2 separate regions of the Homo sapiens genome follow, and region 2 is linked to region 1. A link is an interaction called in ENCODE POLR2A ChIA-PET data of the cell type or tissue named here. Cell type or tissue: MCF 10A. All regions are shown on one strand. Each heading gives the region's core, and the rest is flanking DNA. Links, peaks and the distances in the headings are about the cores only. Region 1 has its middle 60 kb from the start of HMGA2. Region 2 overlaps HMGA2 (high mobility group AT-hook 2).

Region 1 (12,404 bases), core at 3,770-6,269:
CCCACCTTGGCCTCCCAAAGTGCTGGGATTACAGGTGTGAGCCACCATGCCTGGTGCTCCATTTCACCATTCTTATCATGAAAGCCTCTGCCTCACAGCTGGTGCCTCTTTGTTCACAAGATGGCTACTGCAGCTCCAGGCCTCATATCCTTCTGTGGCAGGAAGGAGAGAAGCAGTGCCCCCCTCAGTAATTGAGAGAGAAGAACAGATCACAGAATGGCATGGAGAGTTGATACATATGCTTTGAAAAAAGTGTAATAGTTTCAACTGGGTGCATAACTAGAAAAGAGAAGGTTCTCATTTTGTCAGCTGGGTGTAAAATTGGAGGAAGCCTTGGTGCTTTAACCTGGGTGACGGAACAGCACACGGGTTACTAAAAGAATGGAACAAAAAGTTTCAAAGGAACTTTCTGAGGAAAGGGTAGTGCCTTTATCAGAAAAGTTAAAGCTTTTTTTGAAACTTTTGCTTTAATTCTCATTAGCCAGCACTTTTCGCATGGTCTCCTAGCTGCAAGGAGTTCAGGAAAGCGAGTATTTTTGGCTGGGCCCCTCGCTCCTCTCAATGACATCAGAATTTTGTTGGTAAGGGCAAGGAGGAAATGACCACTGGGTAGGAGAGTTAGTGCTGCCTCTGCTTCTGGCTCAGCCTGTGTTCTGCCTCCCCTTCCCATTCCTGCGTCACCCACAACCTGTTCCATTCTCTCGGTAACCCTGTGCTGTTCTGCCACACAGGTGGGAGCACCAACGCTTCCTCCAATTTTACACCCAGCTGACAAAATGAGGACCTTTCTCATTTCTAGTTATGCATCCAGTCAAGACTATTATACTTTTTTCAAAGCATATGTATAAACTCTCCATACTATTCTGTAACCTGTTCTTTTCTCTTAATGACGTATTGTTAGTGGCTTTGACAGAAGTTAAAATCCATTGCATCTCAGCTGCACAGCATGCTTCCTTGACTCATATTTACCATATGCCATACAGTACTAGAGATGCCAGGGACAGACCCCGAACAAGACCACACAGTCTCAGCTCTCATGGAGCTGATATTCTAGTGGGAGAAGACAATGAATAAATAAATAAGTGAATACATGATACAGCAGATGGTGAGAGGCATTAAGGAGAAAAATTAAGCAGGGCAAGCGAGATAGAGCATGTTAGGAATGGGAGGAGTCTCATGTCGTATGTGCAATGGTCAAGGAAGGCTACATTGATAAGCAGAACCCCAAAGAAGAAAGAGGGCACGTTGTGTGCATTTCTTGAAATTTTCCAGGCAGGGGAAACAGCAGAGGCAAAGGGAGCATGCCTGGTACGCTAGAGGAACAGTACCAGGGCTTTTGTAACTGGATCAGGGTTAGCAGGTGAGAGTGTTCAGAGGTGAGGCAAAGAGATAGCAATGGCTGCTCCAGATATAGTCAGTGCAGCATTTTTTAATCAATTGCATTGTATTTAGTTATTTCGTTGGACATTCTATTTCTTTCCAGTTTTTCATATTTACATAGATTTTTAAAGGTTTAGGTCATTGGTGCCTACATGAAAATAAGAATCGATTAATCTAGTTTTCTGAGAGGAAATTTTAAGTACAACTCACTTCATTTTAAAATAATGAATGGTGAGGCTTCAGTGAGCTATGATCACACCACTCACTGTACTCCAGCCCAAGCAACAGAGCGGGAACCTGTCTTTAAATAAATAATAAAATAAGATAGTATACAAGTAGTGGGGTGGGCAGGGGAGCATACCAAAACTCATCTCATTTGCAAACAAAACAAATTTTAAAATATGCTTAATTATCTTAGCATGATGAGTAGAGAAAAATAGCAATAAATAGAGGAAGAAAAAGGAAAATAGGAACAACAAAGTAGAGAAACACAAGGAATAAAAGGAATAAAGTTTCCTGAAGTAAAAGTTGTTAGTTCTACCTTTTGCTGCGTAAACCCTTGCCCCCCTCACCCCCTTAAAACCATTTTGTTAAGCTCATGGTTCTATGAATCAGGAGTTCAAGGAGGACGTAGTACAGATGGCTGGTTTCTGCTTCACAATACCTGAGGCTTCAGTTGAGGTGATTTGGACGGTAGGAAATAACGGGGCCAGATCAACTGGGGCCATATAGCTGGGCTCTCTGTTCTGGATATTGTCTGGGTTCTTTTGTTCCCCTTCATATGGCATCTTCTGGGGCTGGAATGTCCAAGATGGCTTCTTTATTTACTTGTCTGGAATCCATACTAGGATCCAGGGTGGCTAGAAGAGCTTTCTCCCTACTCTCCCCCTAGCTCTCCTCCCCACCCCCACCACCACCCACTTCACTCTCTCCAGATGACTAGCTTGGGCTTCCACACAGCATGGGAGTCTTAGGGTAGTTCAACTTGTTACACGGTGGATGGCTTTCAAGTGGCCAGGGTGGAAGTCACTGGTCCTCTGAAGAATAGGCCTGGAGTTGGTATAGCATTACTTCTGTCATACTCTCTTGCTTAGCCCAGCTTTTGCCCATGCAAGGTCCATGGCTGTGGTTCCATAGGCAGATGACAAACAAGACCAGACTCAGGGTCATTCTGGCTCACAGTCCTGAATTGTCCACCTTGAACCTCTCAGCCACATCTCCTATTTGGTTATCCATTTATTTATTTATTTTTAGACAAAGTCTCGCTCTGTCACCCAGGCTTGAGCGCAGTGGTGTGATCTCAGCTCACCGCAACCTCTGCCTCCCGGGTTCAACGATTCTCCTGCCTCAGCCTCCCAGGTAGCTGGTATTACAGGTGTCCACCAACACACCCAGCTAATTGTTGTATTTTTGGTAGAGACGGGGTTTCACCCTGTTGGCCAGGCTGGTCTCAAACTTCTGACCTCAAGTTGTCTGCCCACCATGGCCTCCCAAAGTGCTGGGAGTACAGGTGTGAGCCACTGCATCTGGCCTGGTTACCCTTTTTCAGATCTCAAAGGTACTCTTAGTCGATAACAAATTACAGACTATCTCTATAATCTTTAGAAAATACTAATTCTTTTTGTTTGTTTGTTTGTTTGCTCTTTCTTGGTGATGTGCTATTTTTTTTTTTTTTTTTTTGCTTTGCTTTTAGAGTAAGTTCATACGTGCAGCCTTGTAAATGGTAACTTGTCCAAGGTAACAGTCGCTGCCAGGAGAGTCAAAGGGAATGTTGATTGTATTTATTTTACTATCTGTGTACTTCCTGAAAGAAGGGCAGTTTGATAAAATACAGTGAAGCTGCTCTGTTTGGGGCACTTATTTGCAAGTCTGCATTAGCTAATTCCCTCCAGACTTTTGGATTCATGTCATCTGGACCCACTGTTTTGTGTATGTTCAGATTTTTCAAGTATTCCTTTACCTGCATTGACAGAGCATGTATTTGACAGAATAATATTAAAAAATATAAGATGGCAAGCAGATGGTCAGTCTTGACTGGAAAGAGATCTTGTTGAAAATGGTTTGTGAATGCAGACCATGTTTTTGTTTACAGGAATGTCCTTTTAAATATTTAGTTTGATCAGCAATGGAGGTCTTGAAAGAAAGAGCTCAATGCCTGCAAGAATATGTTAGTTGATATCCTCTACCTGAAATAATGGCTTCCTTAAAAAAAGTAAAAAAGTAAAGAAGTTTTTTATACTTCTTGCTGCCAGATGTCTGTATTGCTACCAAAATCATGGAGGTGAAAAAACCTTTTCCTGATCTCCATGCCTGATGCAGCTCTGTTTTTTCAAAGAAGAAAGGCATGGAGTTCAATCTAGTGAAAACAAGAGGAGGAAAAAGAAAAATAAAATGGAAAGACAAAGACTCATACCAAGCAGAATTTCCAAGGACCTCAAGTTTAGTTTCTTTGTGTTGGGAAAACAGGTTGGAGAGAAATCTGGGCTCTGCACTGATACTTGAAATAAGAACACTAAGAACTGTTCTTTAAATAAGAACAGTTTCTTATTTGAAGAATAGAAAGACCAATTTAAAACTCTGGGCACATTGCACAAGTTGCAAAGAGAAACTTGGTAGAATAATACTAGAGTTTTTTTCTACAAAGACTAATTTTTTTTTTCCGTGGATGCCAGTGTCCTGATAACAGAAAAGAATATAGATCAGTATTTTGGCAGTGACCCCTAGTACCTTTCATTATTCACACAGTCAATTCTAGTACCCTCTTGCCATTAATCTCTGGCTGTCACCACTGAAAACACAAGTGGAGAGGAGTTTGTCCAATGCCATTAGAATGTCAGACCCAATACCCTGCTTTCCAGTCCTTGAATCCCCATTCCAATTGCTAAGACATAGGGATAGGGTGATATCAACAGAGCAAGCCTGGAAATTGCTTATATCTATTAGCCACTATATGATGCCGAATATTTTGAAAAGGTTGAATATTTTGGGAGAGTGGACCTTCTATCTTTAAGATGCACATACACTTAACCTTCTTTGTCTCATACCAGGATACAAACCCATGTACAAAAGCACCTACCAGCCTCCAATAGCCCTATGCCATTTTGTGTCTTCAGACATCTTTCTTCTATTTCTTACAGCCTATGGTATTTTCACTCATTTTTCTACACTTACTCTTCTTCTCTCTCCCTTTCTTTTATACACAGCCAAGTTCTTTCTTTTACATTCTAGGCCATACCTCTGTTAGGAGTTATGGCTAAGCCATTTTAGTGGTTAAAATGAAATCTTGTTTTTAATGTTATCACATTGAAATGTTCAATAACTAATTCTCCAAAAAGACATCTTAAAAGATTGTTTTCCTTTACATGGAATAAAACAATTTATCATTATAAAGCTATGGGGGCTGGGAAATATGGCAGCAGCTTCATATACCTGCTTCCAGATAAGGCTGGTTTTGGCATCCGGATAAGTGGGTGTCTAATGGAGAAGGAAGATTATTTCATAAGAGATAGACCAGTGTGAAGAAAATTAGTCAAGTAGTAAGTGATTGACTACCGATTCATTAAAAAACCAATTTGCCAACAAAACAATTTTCAACATTATTGACTCACCAAGAACTTGTTGCTTTGTAGTTCTTGGCACAACCACTTGAAAAATTCCAAGCTTAAAACCATTGAGTATCTTCACACTCCCATTTATATCAGTTCATGACTCACAGTCACAGGCATACAAGCCTCTCCTTATCCATGTATAAAAATATTCCTAGTCCATACTTGTAATGCAACTCCTTTCTCTCCCTGTCAAGAAAGAAAATCTGTAAATTGTAGGAGGCAGGAAAAGCGAGAGATTGGTTTCACTTCACTAAACTATTTAAAATTCACTATACTATTTAAAAAATTCATTGAGATGGATGATATGCCTGATATCTGAATTTTTTTAAACCCAAGAAATTGTCTTCCTCCAAAGTAAGCTATATATTGAGCAGCCTTACTGAAACACACATTCCTGTTACTTTATTACTTGTCAGAACAAAATTATGAATCATTAAATGGGCAAATGAGTCATAGGGCCAATTCATCTATTGACAAATTGCTATCACCTGAAATCAACTTTGATGAATTCATCTAGAACCATTTTAAAGATTGTCTTTTAAGCAATTCTGGAATGTATGCATTTTTTCTCTCCAGAATTTTTAAGTTCATTCTTTTTTTTTTTTTTTGAGACGGAGTTTTGCTGTGTCCCCAGGCTGAAGTGCAGTGGCCAATCTCTGCTCACTGCAAGCTCCGCCTCCCGGGTTCATGCCATTCTCCTGCTTAGCCTCCCGAGTAGCTGGGACTACAGGCGCCCGCCACCATGCTCGGCTAATTTTTTTGTATTTTTAGTAGAGACGAGGTTTCACCGTGTTAGCCAGGATGGTCTCGATCTCCTGACCTCGTGATCTGCCCGCCTTGGCCTCCCAAAGTGCTGGGATTACAGGCGTGAGCCACCACGCCCAGCTCCCCCTTTTTTTTTTTATCAGTAGACATGCCAATGAGCTGATTTAAACAGTGAAGTTATTCATCAATAAATACTTATTAGGTACCTAAGATAAAATATTTTGTTAGACACTTACAGGTGAAGAAAAGAAAGGAAATACTAATGAAATAGGTGATGAAAATTCTTCTCTTTGCTGACTCAGAAGACAAAATATTCATATACTGGCTGACTTGAGAACAATTACAAAACATTCTATCAACAAGTTCACAATGGTGCCACACAGTGTGATGTGCCGACAGCTCCGACCTCCTGCTGGGTCATGCCCATAATCCATTCCCAATGTCTACACATGAAACTCATCCTTTTTCCTCAAGCATGATGTCTTTTTTTCCTTCCAAGATAAAACTTCTTTCCCATTTTCAAATCATAAGATATTCTTCTCCCCAGGCAAATCATTTTAAACCATACAGGTATTTTTACAGTTTTTGTTGTTTGACTCACATATGTCTGTTTTGATTTTAAATTCAATAGGAAAAAAATCTGAATGTAGTATATTTCCTAACATAGAAAATACTTAAAAAATACTAAGTTAATATTTTTAAAAATATATTTATGTATATACATGTGTAGATGATGATTTTAAGCAATACATCAGGGATCAGATGTCTTTAAACATCTACTTTTGAAATCCTTCTGGTATTCAGAGAAAGCTTGGCCCAAGTTAAAAGACCAGGTGACTAACCAGTCAGCCAAATAAGATCTACAGAGAATACAGGAGGCTTAAAAAAAAAAAAAAAAAGAAAAAAAAAGCCTGTCGTTTCAAAAGATGAGTTTTCTAATTTAAATGCAGCCAAAGTTCCCAAGGATGCAAAAAGAAATCCAGCCGGTGTCAGATCCCAAGGTTTTGGGCCTCTGACATTATACATAATTTTTCAGACATGCACCTTAATTACTAGGAAATACTTTAAAAAATAACCAAAACATTACAACAGGTCCTGAGGCATGGGAAGAGAGTCCAAGAACTGAGCAGCACAGTTCTCCAGGGTAGTGACCACATTTCCTCTATTGTTTCATATAGCAGTGTGCATAAGGTTGATGGGCAACAAATAAATTAATAAAACATTCATGACTGGAGGGAGTTTTCATAGAAGACACAAAAAATATTTTACAAATACTGACAAGCAAAATGGTACAATTATGTAGTTCGATTCCTTTCAAATACTCGTTGATGTCAGTATAACCAGACATGGCCCACTTCCACGTATTCAGCCTTAGCTGCCTTTAGAGACTATTCAAAATTTAACTAATGCACTGGATTCATAGTTTGCTATATTTGAGCGTCAGCATACTAAGAATTAACAAAACAGAAATGTCTGTTTTTCACATACCTATTGCACTCCAAGATTTGTTACAAGTCCACATCTGCTATCCGGGTCCTACCTCATATACTTTATTTATGAGAAAAAAAACATATATAATGCTGAATTTTTAAATCCTTGAAATGCAGAGTTGGAAGAGCCTTTAAAGATGTTCTAGTCCTGCCATCCAAGTCCAAATTCCTCCTCATTCAAGTCTAGACACAGAGATTCATAGCTGAACTGCAGCATCCATACATCTTTGGTCTGCCTAAAGCAAGGGTTGGCAAGCTGTTTCTGTAAAGGGTCAGAAAGTAAATATTTTAGACTGTGTAGACCATACAGTCTTAGTTGCAACTACTTCTGTCTGCCTTTGTAGTATAAAAACAACCACAAACAACATGTAAACAAGTGAGCGTGCCTGTGTTCCATTAAAATTCTATTTACAAAGACAGTGGGCAAAATTCAGCCAACCTCTGGTCTAAAGAATTTGCTGTCAAGCATGGAGCATCAAGATGGGTGGAAAAAATAGCCTAAATAATGCAAATAAAATACTCATGATGAATATCAGCAAAAGCTGTCCCTGGCTTTTCAGTCCAAAGGACTCAGATTTTTTAAATAAATTGAGCTTCTTACTAAATACTTTTGTTGGGCCTTATTAAGTAAAGTTCACCTTCCTCTACTCCACCCCTCTAGCCAACCCAAAGATAAAAGAGAGAAGCTGCCAGGCATGTTGGCTCATGCCTGTCATTCCTGCACTTTGGGAGGCCAAGGCGGGTGGATCACTTGAGGTCAGGAGCTCGAGACCAGCCTGGCCAACATGGTGAAACCCCATATCTACTAAAAATACAAAAATTAGCTGAGCATGGTGGTGCATGCTACTCAGGAGGCTGAGGCATGAGAATCATTGAAACCGGGAGGCACAGGTTTCAGTGAGCCGAGATCGCGCCACTGCACTCCAGCCTGGGTGAGAGTGAGACTCTGTCTCAAGACAAAAAAAAAAAAAAAAAAGAGAGAGAGAGAGAGAAGCTAACACATCCAAGCAATCATTTACATGCATTCTGGATATTCTTAAGCGTGATGTTATTTTAAAACAAAATTAAATACACTGTGGTTGATAAGAAAAGAATGTTATAACTTTGTCCTAAGTGGATGGCACCCAATCATATGCAGATAATAGAGGTGATCTATGAACACTGGATCTGGAAGTAAAGGCAGTGCTCAGCTCCACATGGAAGATCACATGGGGAAGCTGATGTTGAAATGAGGGACAGCACGGCCTATTACAAAGCCCATGAGCTGTGGCATCAGAACCATCTGGATTTGGATTGTTTCTGCAATTTAGTGATTCTGAAACACTGGATATGTTTCTTAATTTTCTTGAGCCTAGAGTACCTCATATATAAAATGGAGATAATAATATTTATTTCTCAGGATTGTTAGGAGGGCCACATCAGGTAAGTCCTGCAAAGTACCTAGCACAGTGCCTGGCACACAAGAAACACTGACATTCTATACAGAAAGAATAATGACTGCTCTGTTATAAAACTTAGCCAACTCATCACCATTTGGAAAAATCTGCAACCTGGGACAAAACAAACAAACAAACAAACAAACAAACAAAAAAACACCTAACTTTTAAGGAAATGACTTGCTTCTATATTTCCTGAGGAAAATGTCAATGCTTTCACCTTGCTAAGTAATAGTTACAATCAAGAGCTTAGAGAAAGGCATTGAACTTAGCACAGAAGTTACCTGTTTCTCTCACTTTTACCTTTCCTACAACTCTTTGGCTATTCAATGAGGTTTGGAATTAGCCAGAGTTAGCCATTTAAGTTTCCTTTCAGGTGAGAACTCATGACTCAGTAAATAGAGATTCCAGAATGTTGTATGCTAACGAGGTCTTCAAGTGATCAGCAATGAGAGGAAAGTCTTACTTGTTTTCCTTTGAAGGCAGCCCTAAGACCACCCAGGAGCTTGTGACGCTCAAGAAAGTAACAGCATGTTTATGTAGGAATGTGAGCTGCATAGAACATGGAACACCTGTACTCTGTGGCCTTCACAGACCCAATTAGCTTCTGGAAAGAATTCAGGGTAGAAATCCTTAATGGGATGCCCCAGAAAGTGCCTCAATTCTGAACACCGAAATAATTTCTCCAGCTCTGCCTGCTGTGTATAAAACATATTCACTAAAAACTACTTAGTTACCCAAGGAATACCACATAAGAATCTTTGACATTCAGAAAAGAGACTTGACTTATTTATTATGAGAACTTACAGTGTTGTTACAGGAAACCTATTCGGGGCTTAATTGGAGACTTTCAAAATCCAGAGCCATTCAAATAGAGAATTGGCTGTCCTGTTAGGTAGCAAATTCTCCATGATGGAAGTGATGATCTATCAGAGATATTGTGGAAAGTATCCCAGTAATGGAAGGAAGAAAGATTTGGCTAAATTGTTTTATTCTTGTGTATTTATTTAACAAGCATTTTTGAGCATCTAATATGATCTGGTACTTTTGAAGTTCTGGCACATTGATAAGGGTTAAGAATATAAAGGAAAACATAATGACATTTTTTCCCTTAAAGGACTTAAATATGAGATGGGAAGATAGACAGGATAGCCAATGAAGACTGTAGAGCAGAGGTGCTACCCTAAAGAAATGCAAAGGTAGAGTACCTCACCTAGCAGATAATGATCAGGGAAGGGTTCCTGGAACAGCTGACACTGAACCTCAAGGGGTTAAGTAATGTAAGTTGGTCAGATGGAAGAAGGAAGCAAGAAGCCATTCCAGGAGAAAGAAACGACATAAACAAAGGCACAAGAAGGTCACAGAGATGAAATAATGCTTCAGCCAGTTTAGAGGATGTCATTAGTGGTGGATCCCGGGGCTCTGTCATCAACCTGTCCCATTCATTTTTGTAAAAAAACTTGTGTGTACAGGGTCCCTAATGAAAACTGTGAATATGAGTCTGAGATAATACAAAACGCATTTAAATAGCAAAATCAAGACCCCAAATAGGACACAGTAGGAATTTAAGAAATAATGCTGAATCCATAACTCTTGGCAGGGTGATTAGATGGGTGCAGAAATACAGTATACGGGAGAACCGGGCAAAGAAAAGCACATGTAAAGAAAGATTTAGTAATCCGAGGTAAATAAGGCAAAGCTGTTAACATGTTAATCTTGGTGATGAGTTCGTGGATGTCTGCTATATCATTTTCTGCACGTTTAAATAGTTCATAACTTTTAAAAGCACTTGGGATTTTGGTAACTATAATACAACAATAGGATTTAGTTGCCAAAATTCAAATGCAATTTTTGGCTGGCGTAAGGGAAGTCAGAATTCAGAAGGAAAGACGTGTCCATCTCCTCTATTCCATGCTGACCTGATCCCATGTGCACAGTCTGAACAGTCCAGGACTTTATACTTAGGGGCACATGTTCAGCTCTGTTCTGAGGAGAAATACAAGTGAGTAGGGGCTCGAAACTATGTTCTATGAGAAACATTTGAAGGAATGATGGTGCTTCGTGTGGAGCTGTCTCAAGAATTCTAATCACTGTCTTCAAAACGCTTTCCTGGAGACGACACGAGACTTGCTGTATGTAGCTTTAGAGGACAGGCCTACAGTGGTATATGTCATAAGTGTGTTTAATGGACACGCATTCAATTAGATGAGCTCTGCAAAAATAATCTTATTTTTAGAGAAAAATACAAGTAAGTAGTGTGGGTGGCTCCTTCAGCCATTCTGCTTAATGAGTGTATATGTGCCCCAGAATGAGCAGGAAGCAGGAAGTATGAACTCTCCCATCTCAGGTCCATTTTGCCTCTCTTAGCATAAGTATCTCCCCAGTATGAGTGTAATTCTAGCTTTGTAAAATTCATATTTTTTTAAATGCCTCCATCACCATTATGCAAACCAACTACATTTTCTGCTTTTCAACCAAAGAAACAGTAATCAGTTCCAACATGGGCAGGAATGCTGGCTAACAACTCATAGGCTAATAATGGTTGGGTTGCTTTCCTGAGGAACTTTCAAGACCATGTTTGGCCATATTCAGTTGCTGCCTCATGTGGCTTTAGAACCAAACCTCTTGCAAAAGATACAACTTCACAATAAAACCAAATGTTAAAATTGCAGGGAGAATGGTTTTAGCTTAACCCAAGGAAGAATCCTTTAACACCTAACTTCTTTGAGAAATTAAGAGGATTCTCTCTGACATCAAAGATATTTAAACAGAAACTAGATGATAGCTTTTCTTTGCAGATGGGACTCAGGGATTTGACAAGAGAGGTTAATCAGACTCAAACTAGCTGATCTCTTACAATCTTGAGGTTCTAAAATTCTGTGAGGCAGTGTTTCTGCGCTACCTACAGTGGGGTCCATAAGGTGTTGTTCTTAATTTCAGATTCCTGTCATGACTTAAAGAGAAACTTTCACAATGTCTGGAGCCCTTGATGTCCTGCAAATGAAGGAGGAGGATGTCCTTAAGCTCCTTGCAGTGGGAATCCAATTAGGTGGCACCAAATTGACTTCCAAATGGAACAGTACATCTATAAAAGGAAAGTGATGGCATCTACAGCATAAATCTGAAGAGGACCTGGGAGAAGCTTCTGCTGGCAGGTCATGCCATTGTTGTCATTGAAAACTCTGCTGATGTCAGTGTCATATCCTCCAGGAATACTGGCCAGAAGGCTATGCTGAAGTTTGCTGCTGCCACTGGAGCCACTCCAATTGCTGGCCACTTCACTCCTGGAACCTTCCTAACCAGATCCAGGCAGCCTACTGGGAGCCACGGCTTCTTGTGGTTTCTGACCCCAGGGCTGACCACCAGTCTCTCACAGAGGCATCTTGTGTTAACCCACCTGCCATTGCTTTATGCAACACAGATTCTCCTCTGTGCCATTGGACATTGCCATCACATGCAACAACAAGGGAGCTCCCTCAGTGGGTCAGATGTGGTAGATGCTGGCCTGGGAAGTTCTGCACATGCGTGGCACCATTTCCTGCAACACCCATGGGAGGTAATGTCTAATCTCTACTTCTACAGAGATCCTGAAGAGACTGAAAAAGAAGAGCAGGCTGCTGCTGAAAAGGCTGTGACCAAGAAGGAATTTCAGGGTAAATGGACTGTTTCAGCTCCTGAGTTCACTGTTACTCAGCCTGAAGTTGCAGACTGGTCTGAAGGCATGC
Region 2 (6,898 bases), core at 20-2,519, 68 kb before region 1:
AAAAGTGTTTATATGTGTGTCTTATTTCCCTCTTATCATCAGAATTCTAGAGTTCAGTAAAACTAGAGATAATTTCACCTAGCCCTCTCATTTAGCAAAGAAGAAAACTTCTGGATGTGTTACAATTCCCAAAGACATAGCCCCATGATATTATTTGGGAACCAGAAGTCTTGTGGGTATCAGTCGCAGAAGGCATACATTTCCAATCCCTTTATAACCTTTGGAGTGGCCCTTCAAAGGTTTCCCAAAGCGTAATTTCCAACCTGCATTTCAGGTTACTGGAGATAACAGAAATCTACCTTGTAACAAATATTTTACAGAACATTCAGCACATGGTAGTGGAAAGAGTATAAGCTTTAGAATTAAAGTGAATTCAAACCCAGGTGCTACCATTTACCAGAGTTGAATATCAGATATGTCCTGTTTACATCTTTGAATCACAGTTTTCTCATTTGTGGAATGAAGACCACAATGCCTAAATCAGAGGATTAAAGGAGCTAACATATATATAAAGTGCCTGACAAAAGCTATGGCATTTAGCACTTAGTCAAATGTAATTTCTTTTCCCTCCCCTTATTTTAAAATGCTACCCACAAATATAATACTTACCAATTTTCTTAGTTTCCAAAGTGACTTTCCAAGCATTATCTTACTTCAGTAGGGCAGGGCAGGTGTTACTTCCCGTTTTACAAATGGGAGATTAAGCAACCTGCCCATGTTCACAGGTAGTAGAACTGAGACCCAATCTGATTTCAATGCAGTGAAGTGTCTGTTCTTTGGAGAGCTATTCCCATATAAAATAAAACTGCCATTCAAAAATTTAAAAAATAAAAGATAACCTTCTAGGGTGAAAATCAAATTAGTTAAAAGTAATGTATTTCCAAGTTTCCTATAAACACATGGACAAGAGCAGAGGTTGGAAACTAAGAATAATTCAATTCTGACTTCAGGGTCAGGTTTAGGTGGCTATTAATTTTTTGCTATTACAAGTTCTCTCATCATTTTTTTTATGTACTGTGATATAGCCAGAAATCCCCCACTGCAAATCCATCAGTGCATCTGTACCAAAAAAAAAAAAAACTAGAAAAATATTTGGGTGTGATGGTGCCCTGTCTTGTTTGCATGTATCTTGATTTGCATGAAGCCCACTATCCAAAGCCTAGAAAGCACATTTTATTTCCTTCAGTTGCTATTTTTAAAAATATAAACAGTATAAATCAATGTACACTGATATCAAAATCAACTCTACGAATCAATCCCACTAAGTACTGAGGAAATTCTCATTTTACCTTTTTGATAATCCAGTTCTGTAAGTTTCCTAATTTTACATGCAACACTTTTAGCCTTGAAGAGACATTACAATTTGCTATCACAATATATTTTCCAATAGAAAATATAAGTAATTTCCATCACCCATTGTAGTTCCTGCCTATTACCCAAGTTAGCCTTTACTGTCAACTCTGGTGTCCTTATTTTGCACATGCTTATCTTCATGTATACAAACACTAAATTAAAACCAAAGCCAAATGACAGGCAAAGTTATCATTTTCAAAGTTTAAGATTCTTCTCCTCCAAATCTTCTCTCTACTTCTTTGTAATCATAAAAATCAATAGCAATGATACAAGAGATCATTGCTATTGATCACAGGAGTTACCTTCTGAGCAAACATGATCCTAGACAAAAGAGAATGCCTGCACTACTCTTCCCTAATTTAAATAGAATATGCCATTCAAAATTGCTCAGTGTATTAAAACAATATGAAATAATGCAATGCCCTAACAAATAACAGTTCTCTATTTCCCCTTTTCTCTTGGTTGGCAGAACAAAGATTCATAACTAAAACCTTCAGAATCAGTGAAATTAATTCAGTTTCCACTTTGTGCCTTCTGCTCTGTAAACTGCAGAAAGTCAACTAACAAGACAAGACATGTTTGAATGATTTAACTGACATAAAATCCTCTTCAGCACCCATCTATTCTCAAGAAAGAACTGAAATGCAATAGAATACCAATCTGGTATATTCTATCTCCTTAGCAAAATGATCTGTTGAGAACTTGAGATAAAAATGAGCCAGGAATGTAGGTCAGCCAGAGAAATGAGGAGACTTCAAGTTCAGAAGAGTTCAGAAGGATGAGAGCTTCCAGAGAAGTAGAACTATAGGTCCCTTGAAATAAAATTACTTCATAAGATAATTCAAATGTATTTCAATCTCCCATATTTGGATCATAATCTGTGATGATTAAAAGCATTACCAGATAGAATGTGCTGGTGCATTAAGTAAGGCTTTGTCTTCCCTGGCAAAGTGAAAGAAAAAAATTAGTCAATTGTTTAGGTAAGTCAGCCTAAATATCAAGATAATGGAACAACAGTTGGACTTTACTTAATTTCACCTGCTGAATTCATTTGTATCCTCAGATAGGGCCCTGAATCCGCCTGAATTCATTTGTATCCTCAGATAGGGCCCTGAATCCCACAATAAAACTTACCTGCCCATTGAAACACAGAGGAATTAAACTAAATCATAGTAGTTTAATTTAGAAACCATAGGCCAGAATTATATGATAACTTCCAAAGTTACCTTTCCTTAACTCACCAATAATAATGTCTTTGGTTTCTCCTTTTAATTAGGCCTACTATATTCTGAAGAAAATTCTGTCCTCACTCAGCATTTATGCTGAATGATTTTTCTGAAATGGTGACTAAAACTATCTTCTCTCTTTTTAAAATATCTGTGATTGGTGTGGGTAATGATTATGAAAAGCAAACCACATTTCGAGAAATGCAAATGATTAGAAGGAGCATGAAGTAGTCTTTACAGTATCTAATTAATTCAGGCCTTCTTTTTATAGCAAATCAAACATAGAGATTAAACATTTACTCTGAACACATTATTTTAACTATAACTACTTTATCTAGATATTTTCATTCTGCACTTTGCTTCCTAGATCTGTCCATTACACCTAAAGTCAAAAGGGTGGTGAACAAATATATGACATGATGAAGTAGGGTTATCTCACACCTGAGATCTTTTTTTTTTATTTTCATTTTCCTTCCAATAAAATTTAATTCAACCTCAGAAAAAAACTTCCTAAAATATGTGAATGAGAATTGGCTTAAAACTTAAAGGTGAATTTGACCTGAGACCTTCAACACTGAAGAATTAGTGACAACCCCTCCAGTATTCTGTCATGATTAAAAAAGTACAACAAAACCCTAAACTAAAGGAGATTATAACTTCTTTCTCTCTAACCATCTGGGAACTGTAAAAATGCAAAGATTTCCATCCACCACAACCAGGAAAGCAAAGCAAAGCAAAACAAAACAAAAAAGGAAGTTAAGACATAACTGGTCATAGGTGTACCTCAGACTAAAAAATAAATAAAAGGGTAAAGATATGCTCACACAGACGTATACACACATGGACAAATGAATTATTCAGGAAAACTTTAACTTCTGATTTCTTTTATTCAGGTAACTATATGAAACTGATTCAGGGACAAATTTTGAGCACTCAGATTGGAGTTCTGAGGAATGACTAGAATCATTACACAATGGTCATGCATAGTAATTAGTTTTAATGGAATATTAAGTAGATTGAAGAATAATTATCTTCTCTTCCAAAAGTTCCAAGCATAGGAAATTGTGTTCTTATAAATGTCTTTGTTTTACATATTATATAAATCAATTTTCTACTGAATATGGTTTGAAATTGAAGTGATGGCTAATTTAGTAGTCATTCACTTGGTCTTGCAACATTCTGCATGCATTGTCCAGTTTCACACTGTTAATTTTCAAATCAACAGCTTTGTTTTCAAATGTCCCAAGGCCAATTACTGAATCCAAATATAAACTTTGTAAGTCAAGAAACTCCAAGCAGCAAGAAATTTTAAGTATATAACCATCAGGATTTCAGTGTGCATTGCAGCTCCTCTAATTTTAGGCTTCTTTCTTCTCATATACTTACCAGTCTTTGCAATGTATTTTGCATTGTGATGGGTCTCAGTTTACAGGAAAACACTCACTTTGTTACTCATAGAAGACTTCTCATATCTATTCTGGTCAGTCTCACAGGGTATGTTTATCTTACATGTTATGAACAATATAACTTTTTCTAAAAAGATTTGCATTGCAAAATCCTGACGAACATATATGTTTTGTTAGAACACAATATATGCTTAATAAACAAATGTTTGAAAATCATATTTATATAGAATAGTAACATACTCAACAAATTCTGATTTGAAAGTGAAAATACCTTAAGTTTACACATGCCATGAACGATTCATCAATGTCATTCATTATTTTGCAAGGTATTCTCTTCTCCAGATGAAGCGTAATTTATAAAACTGAAGAAAAATAAGTCATGTTATGGGCAAATGTATTTATTCATTTTTATTACAAGAGGGATTTTTATAACACCATTGTAGGAAATAATTGTGTCTGAAAGAATGAAAGATTCTGGAGAAGGAATCTTTAGAAAAAAGAAAGCCTACTTCTGTTTTGGAAATTGGAATAATGTATGCATACACATGAAGAATTTTCAGAAAGATGAGCGGCGTAGGGGGGTCATTTACAAATGCCTGTCACTAGAGTCACTAAAAATAAATCAACCCTTACTTAGGAATAGATCAACTTTAAAAATTTTGCTTTAGGTGGTAAACTAGGCACTAGCTTCAGCTTCCCTTTTCTCAATACAAATTTTGTTAGTCAGTGGTAAGCTTTTTAAAATGAAGCGGAGGCGATGGGAGCGTTTCTATCTATTCATCCAAAAAACATGAAATATAGTAAAATATGGGAGACAATTCATTTTCCTTTTTAGTATTAAATTTCAAATTACTTATTTATGGTGAAATTTAAAGATTTCTTCCTAGGAGATATTATCATGATGTGTTTTTCAGAGGAATTATACCACAGCTTAAATGCGTGTCAGCTATCTAACAAGATATTCATTTGTGCATCTCCTTAGAATAAAAGTAAATTAGGTAAACTCCACACTTACACAACATAGAAAAACTCCTTGGTAAAATCAGTCCATTTTAGTTAATTTATAAATGAGATAAAATGAAACAAATGTAAAGTATTCATATTAAAAATACCAGATTATATATTGCCATTTTTAAATAACAAGGTTACTTAGAGCTATTTTAAAGTTTATTGATTAAATAAGAAACAATTAAATCTAAACTCTAAGAAGCAATTAAATTTAAATATATTAAAAATATGCTCCTCAACTCTGTTCAAAACTGTTAAAACAGACAAGAACTCAGAGTAACTTCCTAAATAACTTTATATGTACCATTAGTTGCTATGGCAGTTTACATACATTACAGTTAGTACCCACAGTCACAAAGAAAATCACACAAAACATTAATCCCCAAACGATGAGCATATAGTCCTTTCTAACAAATACTGTACATGGAGTACCCAAAACCGGTGAAAAGGTATATCCAAATTTAGTTCTGATTTTTGAAACTTTGTTCTCAATTACTACACAAACCTACAAATACAACGCAGAAACTTTTTTTTCCAATTTATTTATAAAGTCAAAAAAGTGACTGGTACTTCTCTATACATGCATTAACCCTGACATAGTTCCTCTTTGCTAGCTTAAACACAGCCAACCTGAAGTTATCTTAAACTGCAAGTTTAAACTTATTAAGATAAACACTGAATATTACACTTAACTGGGTTCCATTCTGCCCAAAAAGAGATATTAAATGAGCCAAATACTTGTTTTAAAAAGTCTCATTGTCCAATTCAGACATTTCTATGTCACTTGATGAAAAGGCATTTTGAGATTATGATATACTATACTGCAGGTTTATTGTAAAACAAACAGTATACTTTATTATCACAATTAAAGCTGCAAAATTCATGGAATTTTTCCACTATCCCACAACTAGATTTACTTCTAATTATCGTCTATTTGGCAAAGTACTTTAATAGGGGGATTTGGTTTGCAGTAGCCATGTAATAAGCACAAAGTAAATCAATCTTTATCATTTTTCAGAGGAAATTGCAAAAACTTTACCACCAGGCAAAATCTATAGTTTTGATTTGTTTTTAACTATTTACAACTGGTGCAAATATTAATTGTGTCATTTTCATCCCGCCCCCCCCGCAACCCCTTCCTTCCTCACTTCTACCCGTTTTAAGGTTCAAATTATTTGGTGGCTGTTTGTTTAAAAACAACACTGTTAAGTATCTTCATAAACTTTTTATGCTGAGCATCTGCTTACAAAAAAGGTTAACTCGCATCTAACTAATGTTAAATGTAAGAAATGAGTCTTGTGTTACCCAGTTGGGACAAATTCCTGGCTGCGGAGTTAGAATGGGAAAGTTACAGGCAGGCTCCTGTAGTCAGTCATTGATGAAGTTAGGAGAGCTTGACTTGAGAAATCTCACCTTTTGAGCTGCTTTAGAGGGACTCTTGTTTTTGCTGCCTTTGGGTCTTCCCCTGGGTCTCTTAGGAGAGGGCTCACCGGTTGGTTCCTAATTGTGAGGGAAAAAAAAATGCTGTTGTGGCAAGAATGTCTGAAAGAAATTGACCCTGACTCTTTAGCTATATTTTCTGCATGTGCTGCTCAAAAGAGCTGTTGGAACACGTTCAGTTCAAGCATAAATGGATGATGATGGTACAGAGTTTACAGAAAGGGGAAATAACTATACTTTTAATGCAAGGGTTCAAAGAGGAAACTCTATTTTGTATATGAAAACTAGATTCTACTTCAAACCTAAAATGGTAACAAAGACTGAAGAGGCATGTTCTAGAAAGAAAGTCATATACTTTTAAGGTGTAAAGTTTACAGGGCTATGCATTTGGCAACTCATAGGAATAATAGGCATTTTAAACGAACACCACTCTGCATTATACTAGCATTTCAAACAACAGAAATA

The links. ChIA-PET counts read pairs that join two places held together with the same protein. Peaks named below come from ENCODE experiments on the same cell type or tissue, not always from the same donor. Only the 100,000 strongest peaks of a DNase experiment are listed, where the experiment ranks them.
Region 2: POLR2A ChIA-PET joins it to region 1 with 5 read pairs; 4 of 35 experiments call an interaction of 5 or more read pairs at or near these places.

Annotation. Positions count from the first base shown.
Region 1 is chr12:65,758,247-65,770,650 of GRCh38, reverse strand. It overlaps the pseudogene RPSAP52. Among named protein-coding and RNA genes, the nearest start is that of HMGA2, 60 kb to the left of the region's middle. RefSeq lists a silencer at 4,948-5,242 and an enhancer at 8,845-9,405. In MCF 10A, for the core only: no CTCF peak of the experiment used is centred there; a DNase peak (open chromatin) is centred at 5,030.
Region 2 is chr12:65,827,596-65,834,493 of GRCh38, reverse strand. HMGA2 (high mobility group AT-hook 2) reads right to left here. Exons shown (of 5, transcript NM_003483.6): 2 at 6,407-6,493. Among named protein-coding and RNA genes, the nearest start is that of HMGA2, 6.6 kb to the right of the region's middle. In MCF 10A, for the core only: no CTCF peak of the experiment used is centred there; no DNase peak of the experiment used is centred there.